Linked DNA regions of Mus musculus: region 2 is linked to region 1. Evidence: chromatin contacts called from ENCODE Hi-C or POLR2A ChIA-PET data. All regions are on one chromosome and are shown on one strand. Each heading gives the region's core, a stretch centred on a gene start or an enhancer-like site at or near the end of the contact. The rest is flanking DNA. Distances are from core to core; before and after follow the strand shown.

Region 1 (5,328 bases), core at 2,014-4,513:
CAGAGGCTCGATCAACTTCTAGAAGGTCCTGGGCATCAGGGTTGCCCCTGGATTTGACGACTTGACCCCCCCAACCCCCTCTCCCGAGCAAGAGGGTCATGCTTCAGTGACCTTGCTCTGGGAAAAGCGATGGTCAGCCTTTGCTGAGTTTTCCTGGGCCACTGACCTTCCGAACTTTCTTGTTGTTTCATGGCTTCAAGAGTTAGAGACAGTGTCAGGCTCCCGGCCTGTCTAAGGAGTTTCTGGTACACAGGGCCTCTGAACCCTTTTCTGAATATTGACCTCAGAGCTGAGCTCACTGCAAGATTCACATCTCTCTGCATCCCCGGTCCCTATGGGAGGAGCACAGGGTTCTCTTTTGGCCATATTCATGAATCTGGGAACACATAGCAAGACCATGGTTAGCAAGACCTTCCCCCATTTCTCAGTGAGTCTGGGAAGTTGTGCTGGGAAGGCAGTTTGGGCCCAGGGCACAGCAGCGCTTCCGGGGGTGACCCCTACTAAAGCTGGACCCCTGTCCCTACTCTTTCGGCCCAGGAGCAGCTTTGAGATGCTGGCTGGAGGGTGCAGGAGCAAGGAAAGCCAAGAAGGGGACTACTGGATATGAGAGTGCAGATAGAAGACTGGAGATGTGACTACCATCTGGGCTGCTTGTCCCTTCCCCATCTCATTCCTGATCCAGTTCTCTCTCAAAAAACAAAAAACAAACAAACAAACACAATAATACAACCACTGGGACCAAACACCCAGCCGCAAACCAAAGGGCTTTCAGAATGAGGTGAGTGGGTCAGATTCATTCGAGGCAGAGTTGCTTTCTCTCTCTCTCTCTCTCTCTCTCTCTCTCTCTCTCTCTCTCTCTCTCTCTCTCTCTTTCTCTCTCTCGTGAGATCCATGTAACCTCAAAACGAACCTGCCCTTTTCAGTGACTTTACTTCATCCAAAAAAGGCTGCCGAGGGCGGGAGCTTAGGGGACGAACACTGACGCCGGGGCTAGAGCCGCAGAGGCCTAATGGATTCAAGGCCTGCGCAGGCAGAGGCGCACCCGCCGGCCTGCCCGCGCTCTCAGGAGCTGACAATGGAGTCCCGGGGTGACCTGAACAAAGAATTTGGAAGTAGTTAAACTGCAGAACACGTCCTGGGCCTGGGTGCCTCCTTTCAAAAAGAGCGCTGGGAGAAGAAAAGAAAGCACTGGGGGGTGAAGGGGGCGAGAAAATGCCCAGGGGAAAAGTTGGTAGGTCGCCCTAGTTGCCGCCAGCTACCAGACGCCAGGAATTCAATAGGAAGTGGGGGAGGGGAGGAGTGGCCGAGCCTGCCAGACTGTTAAGGAGTGGCTGAGAAAGTTAGGGGAATGCTGGGGTTCCAAAACAAGAGATAGCCTTTACCTCGGGCAAGGACTCCCCCCACCCCCAACACTCTTTCTAGATCAAGTCTTCGAGGTTAGTGTGATCAAAGAGGCCAAGGGAAGATCGACTTCACCTTAGGGACTACCTCAGAAGCCTGTGGATGGAGTGCGAGGAGAAAGAGTTGGGGCCTTCAAGGCTTCCCCACGAAGACCTGCCCCCCCCCCTCTAAGTCACTGTACTATATCTTAATCTCCCAGGGTCTCCTAGGCTGCTCTGTCGGGTCTCTGGATATGTCGCCCTTTCGGATCCTTTTCTGGAAGCTTGTTTCTGGGTTGCTGTCTCCATCCAGTTCTGGAAGTCTGACTCATCACCTTCATCCTGTCTCCTGCTTTTCCGCTTTTCTTTCCCCTCTTTCTCTTCTTGCCTTGTTCTGCACAGTCAGCAATCTGGATTCTTCTAATAAGAATCTCCCCCCAAAACACAAAACACACACACACACACACACACACTTTTTCCCTTTTAAGATCAGGCCTCCAAGAGTAGAGATTAAGGCCAGTTAATATGTTATCTTATGTTTTTCTGGACTAAATTTTCCACCATGAACACCAGCACAACCCGGGAAGAGAAGACGTCTAGAAAACCAACTATACTGATCTCAAACTAATTTTAAGAGGAGGCATCTAGGAAGATCGTGGAGACCAACACAGTAAAAATAAATAAATAAATAAATAAATAAATAAATAAATAAATAAATAAATAAATAAAATAAAGTAGCAGGGGAAATAATCAGAGCAAGACCAGGAAGAAGAAAGGAGCGGTGGCAGGCACAGCTTCCGGGAGGTGGTGTTCTAGGAATCCGGGAGAGCATGCCCCATTCAAACGGCTCAACTCCCTCCTTTGGGAGGCGATCAGTTTGCAAGGGGTTAACTGCGTTGCTCATGAACTTGGCCTGTCTGTCTGGCTCAGGATGAATGATGAGACACGCTGACAAGTTCGGCCGGAGGGACCTCCCCTGCTGTGGTGGCGAGAGAAGCACACTGGCAGAAGGGACCCTGAGCGAACCACAGGGACGCAAGAGGAAGAGGTGGTTCCGCAGGTCAGGCACTCGGGTCTGCCTGCCCTCTCTGTTCCCGCCTCCTCTTGACCTTTCGCCCCCTTCCTCGTAGCTTCCTAATATCATCTTGGAGCACTAGAATTTTCAGGGGCTCTGACTCTGAGTCCCAGAACCCTGTACCCGCCCTGTGGACAATGCCGAGCGCGATGCAGCCGGGCTCTGGAGCCTGACCCGGGGAGGCCGGATTCAGCATTTGGACAGCGGCTCGGGGGCCGGTTTGCGGCCCAAAGAGTTTGCAGGTGCACCGCCCTGGATGAGGCGAGGTAGGGGACACTCTGGGTCTCGGAGGAGCGTGATCCAGGTTGGAACGCAACCCAGACTGTCAACGAAACACGTTCCTGCGAGCTAAAGAATCCCTTCCGAGCCCTCATTGCGACCACCAAACCAGCCAATCCCTCGTGGGTTCCCTCAGCCAACACTTGTGTGTGTGAAAAGATCAAATGCCCCCATTGCATCCAGAGCGCAGACGTCCCTCAAATCCTAGGCTCTCCATTCTTCCCCGAGCATCCTGGATCCCTGGGCTTGGAGCTGCCTGTGAGGCTTCCAGCCCTCTGCTTGTCACCACTTCCCAGGTGGTTGGTGGCTCTGGGTGAACCCAGTGGAGCGGGGCGTTTGCGGGGAGGGCTGTTCGGATGCAAGCTGGGCGCGGGCAGGCTGGGCCGGGTCGCAGGGCAGGGCGCCCCTCGTCTCCTGCCTCCGCCTCTCGGTTCCGCACTGGTCCGAGTGAAGCCAGGGGGGGCGGGGGGGAGCCGCGCTGACGTCACTGCGGGCCGTGCCCGCCCGAGAAGGCGGCGCTGAGCCGCTCAGAGCCGGGAGAAGCGGCGCGCCGCCAGGAACCCCCGCGCCACCGCCGCCGCGCCTGCCTCCAGCAGCTCTCGGCCACGCGACCGTGCGGTCAGCGGCGCTTGGAGGGCGGCCGGAGCTGGGCCTGAGCCTGGAGACTCGCCTGATCCCGGGCGGCCGAACCACCATCACCACAACCGCCCCACCCCCGCCGTCGCCTCGTGGGGCCCCGGCCCCCTCCCGGGTCCGTAAGTGTCACTGCCTTCTGCGTCTCGGCCGGGCTAGAAGAGAGGGGCTAGGGCGTCAGGTTGGTAGTCTCCACTAAGACAGTGTCAGGGAGCCGGCTGGACTGGTTCAGGGGCCTGGGGTATCTCTGTGGGTCCCTCTTGAACATCTCAAGGGCTCAGGGCTTTTCTTGACTACAGGGGGGTTGGGGGTTAAGCTCTAATTGTGGGTCAGAGCTCAGGCATCTCCCGCAAATCTTCAAGACCAAGGTCAAGGGTCTTGGGATAGCGAGATGAGACGCGCCTGCGGTGTTCAGAAAGGGACAGGGTGAGAGGTCCGATGGAAGTTGTGGGGAGGTAGAGAGAGAGAGGTTTGAGGGAAAGAATGTTTCTGAAAGAGGTTTCAGGGAGTCCCCTCCCTAAGTCCTACCCGTGACTTTCTTCTGCCTTCTTATCCCTCACCGCTCCCCCCCCACACACACACACACCAACACACAAATAACCTACAAAGTGGCTTCCTGGAAAAAAATTTTTTTGAGAAAAATGAAACACATAGCACCCACTCTAAGCAAGATTTGTGACGTCTTTTTCCCCTTTTAAATAGGAAGTTGGGAGAGCCCTCCTTTCAGTACTCCACTCCATGCTTTGGGGCAGGCCTTTTGGAGCTGTCTGTGGGCGTCTCTGACACTCCCTCCAGTCTAGCTTTGAGCTGAGAAGAACAAGGGAACCATGGATGGAGCTTGAGGCTGTTTAGGGTCATCTCTGGGAGAAGCTTGGGTGGTAGGGTGTCACAGGAAGGAGGCAGCTGGCTCTAGCAAGGAGAGGCTCCAGGCCAAATCTCTGGAGCAGCAAAGACATCCAAAAAAATACAATCTCTGAGCCATTGTGGCAGAGAGGCCAGATGCTGGGCTTCAAGGGGAGAGAGACCCTCTTTGAATCTTCTTCATATTGGGGGTGTGTGATAGGTTCTTAAGGGGGTCTGGAGTTTGAGGGTCTGGCTTTCAGTCAAGGGAGGTCAGAGGTAGGTTAAGTAGGCACAGACATAGGGGTGCACCTCAGGAGCCTCCAGGAGCAATACTGGCTGGTCACGGGAAAGGCTTGGCATTTTGAGGAAGGTATTTTGAGGTCCCTGTTTAGAAAAGCCCACACCCTGCTGCCTGCCTTCACCTCAGCTGTTGAGGAAGTGGGCAGGTTAAAAGACAGAAAGGAAGATACTGTCCAATCGGCCATGTGTGTTTGAGGGGAGGTGTGGAGGCCTCTGTACCCTCTGGGTACAGGGAACTGGCTCCATCTGTGGTAACCCAAAGCTGGGTCTCCTTGTGAACAGCCCTTCAAGCCTCCAGACAATAGGAAGATCAGCTTAATCAAAGCTTGAGCCCAAGGAAGGGATGGGAGAGAAAAGCTGCCAGGGGGAAGAGGCACCTGGAATCAGCCTGGGCTGTGGCTAGAGATTCTGTGTCCTAATTACAGCCCAGAGGGGGATGAAAGGGAGCGTTGCTGCCAGGCTGAATGGCAGGCCAAGTGGCTGCATCTGCTTTGCTCCACCAGCCCCAGGCTCCCAGCCTCAGGATCTGGGCAAGGTCCTGGTCGCAGGACAAGGGTATCTGCACCCTACTGTGAGTGAGGGTGTGAATTGTCCTTCTCGGAACCCCTTATCTCATAAGCGGAGTAACTACCGACAGGGAATAGAAGCACGGAGTCGAGGCAAGTGGAGTTCATGGAGTGGATGCCTGCCAGCAGGCGCAACAGCACTCCTGTACTGTGCATGTAGATCTGCATGCACAAGTAACATGCCAGCCTTGGGGGCGGCCTCATAAGCTGACTGTGGGAGAAAATGCAAGGTAGGTTTCAGTGGGCTCTAGGG
Region 2 (5,328 bases), core at 2,014-4,513, 79 kb after region 1:
GGAGCTCCATCCCACAGACATCTGGGGACTGAGAAAGATTTGAATGGACGATGGCATGGGTTGGTGACATGGTTCAGCAATAAAGGCACTTTCTCAGAAGCCTGGTGATCCGAGTTCAACCTCCAGGACGTGCGAGGTGGAAGGAGAGAAGTGACTCTAGTAGGCAGTCCTCTGAACTTCACACTCACACAATACATAAAATACAATGAAAAGCCTAAGGCAAACCTTTGGCAGCCTCTAGCACTCAGGTCCAGACCTGCTCCTAAGAAAAAGCCCTACCCCCACACTCTTGGAATAGCACCATGCAGCCAAAAGGCTTATGGGGGGAGAGCGGGAGCTGTGGCCCAGGATTTGGGGGTGCTAGCTTTGCCTGGCCCATGTCACCATTCTTCAGGTCCTGTGGCACTGAGGTGATACCCCAAAGAAAGGTAGAACAGGCTGTAGCGACGAGATCTGGCTCTGCAGGGAAGTAGTGTTTTGTGAGAATGGGGCAGGAGCTCTGGGACCTCGTTGCCTCCCACAATCCCCAGTGTCACTCTGCGCCAGCTGTGGTCAGGAGCGGGACTGACCAGGAATCGCTTGTTCTTCGTGGCTGGGTTTTGTGAGGTTGTTTGGTGGGAGATGTCATTGGGTTTTAAACCTTGGGAGGATCATTGAACCGACAGCAGCTGTATTCCCATAGAAAAGGTAACAGCTGACCTGTTTAGGGGTCATCACGAAGACTAAAGGAAGGAGCCTCCATGTGCAGCTGAGGGACACGGTGGGTTTCAAAAACAAACAACCCCACCCCTACCCCAGAGACATCCAACCCCTTAGTGCTCCTCAGACCAGGAATGGAAAGATCTGATTTGGGGAGGGGTGAAGACCCCCCCCCCATGTGGGAGTTTTGATCTTTCCACCAGCCATCAAAGTGCCTAGTCTTGATTGGAAGCTCTGTGCCTGCAAAGACCACACCTGCCTCAAGGGGGCGCTCTTTTCTAATTTTCGCAAAAAGACTTGACCTGCGGGCTGACTGGACTCCCGCTTGTCAGGAGAGAGAAGATACTGGTACTCTGAAATCCTCCAGAAGTCTCTGAAATCAGAGTACCCTTCAGACCTAGCCAGTTCTCAGTGGCAGGAAGAACAGGATATGCAAACCCAGAGGGCCAGAAACCTGAGTCTATAGCTTCTACATAGACCCATGGCGAGTCTTTGATGTTCTGAGCCAGGGGCCTGCCAGTTTTCCACCTGCAGAACTGTCTCCAACAAACAGCACCTTCAGGATGCCTGATCTTCCCACCATCCTCCTGTCCCAGTTTCTGCCCACAGGATCCTCTCTGCTCGTTTCCCCTGCTTTTTGGGTTTGGTGACACAGAAAATAAACATATTTCCATGACATTGCTGCTGTTTCCTGGTCCAAGTAAAGAGGTGTCACGATAGTGATGAGCTAAAAGCTGCTGATTACTGAGGCTCAAATCAGGGACCAGCGAAAAGAGCCAGCGTCAGAGATAATGTGGCCCAGCTTGTTTTGGGTACCTAACCCTACAATTAGTCAGCGCGGAAGAGAAGAGGAGGTTTATCCAGCTCCTACCCTAGGAGGTAGGAGCCTGACAATTAAAGGGACAGACACTGTCCCCCAACAGGGGGGTGGTGGGTGGATCAGAAGCTGGCAAAAGAGAACAGGGCAGAGTCATCCGGAAATCAGTTTGGGTATTTTGGACTCAAACCTGTATTTTTGGTCTGTGGCTGGAGTCTCTTCTCCCATCCCCCCTCAAGCCCTTCGGATTATCATTGAATCCAATTTAGTATCCTGCCCTCTGGGGGACTGCGCGTTAGAACAGATGAAGGAAACTCCCACCAGGCTCACACACATGCTCAGAGGCATTTAATCAGTCTGGCAGGAGTGGCTGTTCATGGGCGTGATTCCATGTCTTTTATGCCCAGTCTGAGCAGGCTTGGGATGAACAAACCCTTCCCTCCCTCCCGGTAGACTGGTAAACTTGTTTTCAAGCCAGGCTGTCCTAGGGACACGGAGAGCACAAAGCCCGGGTGCAGCTTACACTTTACAGTCATTGAGGTTAACGTTTGCACTGGTAGTGTCCCCCAAAAGTTGCAGTTCAGGGCTGGGGTGGGATCTGACACCCCCAGATCAACTTCTACACTGGGTGGCCCCTTTGTTGCCTGCCGGGGCTTCTGGGATAAAGGTGCCGTCCATCACGTGGAGTGCAGGGCTGGACCTCCTGGGCTGGTGCCAACGACAGAGGTGTGCTCACTGTGAAGGGTGCGGAGAGCTTGAGGAACGGGATCTCGACGCTTTAGTCGCCCGAGGATCAGGACATCAGCCTACTAAAGGAACTCGGTTGTTTTTATCTGACATTCACGGCAGTACCCCCTCCCCCACCAAGTCCCCTTTATACATACACCCTAGGGACTCGAGAGCCCCGGACAAGACTTAAACTAACAGAGAGGTCAGAGGGGAAGGCCTGGTAATTAACCCAACATCCTAAGCAGGGAGTCAGGGGTCAGTGGGAGTGGGGGGAGGAGTAGATCTCAGCCTTTGGCCTGAGGAGGTCTCCAGGGGCACCCACAGGTGGAATTCCAGCCTCGGCCTGGCCGGCCATTCCCAGTCTCTGCTTCAGAGCCGGGGGCCCTGCCTGTCTGGGGCTAGGCCTCTTGCAGGGGTGGAACCTCTGCACCCCCCCCCCCCCGCCTCCCGCCCCCATCCGAAGCAGCAGCTGAGTCCCTCCCCCGCTGCCCCTCCCTTCTCCACTCTACTTTGGGAGAATAACCTGTGATAATTTTTTTCTTCTTCTTTCTGGCAACTAATGGACTCCTTAAATAGCAAAAATTGCGGCCTGTAATTAAGATCTTGCTTTTTAAATGATTAATCATTGTAACCCCTTTGAGCGGCAATCCTACTTTACTTTCCACTCTTCCTACATTGAAATGCAGATCGCTGGCAAAGGAGGGAGGTGCTCCCAAGCCACTGAGGAGCAATTAAACCTTCCCAGCTGTCACTTGTGCCTCGTCTGCCTCCTCGGCCTGTCCAGACGCTGAGGAGAGAGCTCAGGGCCCCTGCTCCCCGGCGGCGGCGCCAGACTCGCCAGCGGCCTGGCTGGGGGCACCGGGACAGTCTGCCTCCACGCCTGACCCCTGCCCCTGCGTGGCAGCCCGGGTCTGGCTCGTGGGAACTGCTAGGAAAGCAGGCGACCTCTGCGGAAGCCTTACTGAGGCACTTGGGGGAGTCAGACCTCATTGGGTTTCCGCCAACAGTCGAGAGGAGGAGCCTCATTTCCGCAAGGGGAGGACAGAGAGTACACAGATTCACACGGTTGGTGGGTGGTCAGAGCAGGGCCTTAAACAAGCTCTAGTGGATTCAAAACTCAAGCCCAGTTTACTCTTTCATGTCAGCAGCGAGCCAAGGGCACACCTCATGGGAACGTGAGGGGGGGGGGGGAGGGGGAAAGCCTATGCAATTCCTTACCTGCTTACAAAGGCTATCAGGACAGAGCTCTTCCGCCAACCTTGCAAACAGAATCCATCATGTGTTAGCTAAGCCTTCTTCTTCCTTTGATAGGCACATGAGCTCATGACCTGACCTGGGGATGGCAGGTGGGCAAGGCTAGAAGAGAACTCGGGAACCCCTGAGTCTACACCCTGTAATGACTTCAGAGGATCTGTGGATGAACTAGGGGGGATCACGCACGGCCTTGTCGGTACTCACTATGGTACCAAAGCACCTAGCAGAATCTCCAGGGCCAGTGAGGTGAGCAGCCTGGAACATGCCAACACAAAAGCAATTCTTGCTTCAAAGAGAACAAAAGAGTTTATTCCGGAACAGATACGAATGACCATGACTAGGGACCATGGCTGTATGTAGGTTGTTTTGGATACCCTGCTCCATTGTGGATGGGTTATAGTCACAGAACAAAGAGATGTTGGAAAGCAGCGTGCTTACTGGCATCAGCGAATGCATCGAGGGAACTCTATGTGCAGAGTCCAGGGCATCACTCACCCTTTTAGACAGAGGCCTGTTAGCCCATGCTGGTCTTCAATTCTGTAAGTAGCTGAGAAGGATATTGAACTTTTAATCCTCCTGCCCTCATCTCTGCAGAGCTGGGATTTCAGGTGTGTAGCACTGTGCCCAGTTTCTGCAGTCGTCAGCAGAAAACCAAACCAAACCAAACCACACACTTTTCACTTCAAAAGGCACAAGAGTGCATTTTGGATGCACAGATGTGAATGAGTAGAGCCCAGGAAAAGCAGGTTTGGGCTCCCCAAATTCCATGTTCCAATGTGGTAATAGTTTCATGAAGTTTCAATAGTAACAGAACCAAGAAAGTCATAAGCCAAGACACTTTAAAATTATATTGGCGGAAGGGCTGGAGAGATGGCTCAATGGGCACTTGCTGCTCTTGCGGAGGACCCAGGGTCAGCTCCCAGCATCCACACAGTGGCTCACAACCATCTGTAACTCCAATTCCAGAGATCTGACACCTTCTTCTGATGTCCATGGGAACCAGGCAGGCCCATAGTACATATACATATACACGGGCCAAACATTTATACACGAAAAAAAAAAGAAAAATATATATTGGTGGAAATATTAGACAGTTTACAAAAAAAAAAAGCAAGAAATCTCTATTGTAAACCTGGAAGCTTTGGGTCTGATTGTACATCTCCAAAGGATCTACCTAGTAGTTACAAGGCATTAGGTCAAATACAGACGTAGGCAACGCTTTGCTATTTGAGACCAGCAACATTTCAACTCTTCCCAAACATCGAAGTTCTACTCAGCCTTGCAGCATGTTTGAAATGAAGTTTGAGAAAGTTTAAGACCCCACCCCAGGAACTTCAGTTTGTACAGTGTTGGAAATCAAACCCAGGACTTCTTAATGCCAGCCAAGCTCTCTATAACTGAGCCGTAGAACTGGATGATCACGATGTCTGGCATCACTTAGCATCAGCAGAGGATGGACAGCTGCTGGGTTTAGCAGCGCGCTCCAAAAATCTTCCTTAACAGTCACAAGGCTACAAGGTCAACTGCTGAGCTTTGCGGTGCATGTTTGTAAGTCTAGTTCTCAAGAGGCAGAGATCTCAAAAGTTCAAGGCCAGCTTGGCTTATATCACAAGTTTGAAGTCAGCCTGAGCTGTACAGTAAGATTCTGTCTCAAAAGTAAGTAAGTAAGTAAGTAAGTAAATTCTGTCGGGTGTTGACGTTGGTAGCAAGCGGCCACTAAAAGGAGCTAAGAAGGCTCACACTTGCCTCTCCTCTGCAGCATCTCAGTTGCCATGGTCAGGGTGTCTGTCAGTCATCAGAGAAGCTTACAGTAGTCACAGTTCTTCCTT

What was found. A loop is a pair of places that touch in the nucleus more often than their neighbours do. ChIA-PET counts read pairs that join two places held with the same protein, here RNA polymerase II (POLR2A).
Region 2: a loop to region 1 is called in a map of CH12.LX, with 2.6 times the contacts of the local background. The contact joins the enhancer-like site here to the promoter of Mir9-3hg in region 1. A Hi-C loop is called at or near these places in 2 of 37 maps with a recorded cell type or tissue (CH12.LX and mouse embryonic stem cell). POLR2A ChIA-PET finds 5 or more read pairs at or near these places in 1 of 5 experiments (embryonic stem cell).

Annotation. Positions count from the first base shown.
Region 1 is chr7:79,496,763-79,502,090 of GRCm38, forward strand. It overlaps Mir9-3hg (Mir9-3 host gene), which reads left to right and starts at 3,264. Exons shown (of 3, transcript NR_040314.1): 1 at 3,264-3,488.
Region 2 is chr7:79,575,873-79,581,200 of GRCm38, forward strand. No RefSeq gene overlaps it. Among named protein-coding and RNA genes, the nearest start is that of Gm31740, 28 kb to the left of the region's middle. Within about 2 kb of position 3,264, at least 1 of the 3 ENCODE cell types and tissues checked has a DNase peak (open chromatin) inside an H3K27ac peak, as active enhancers do.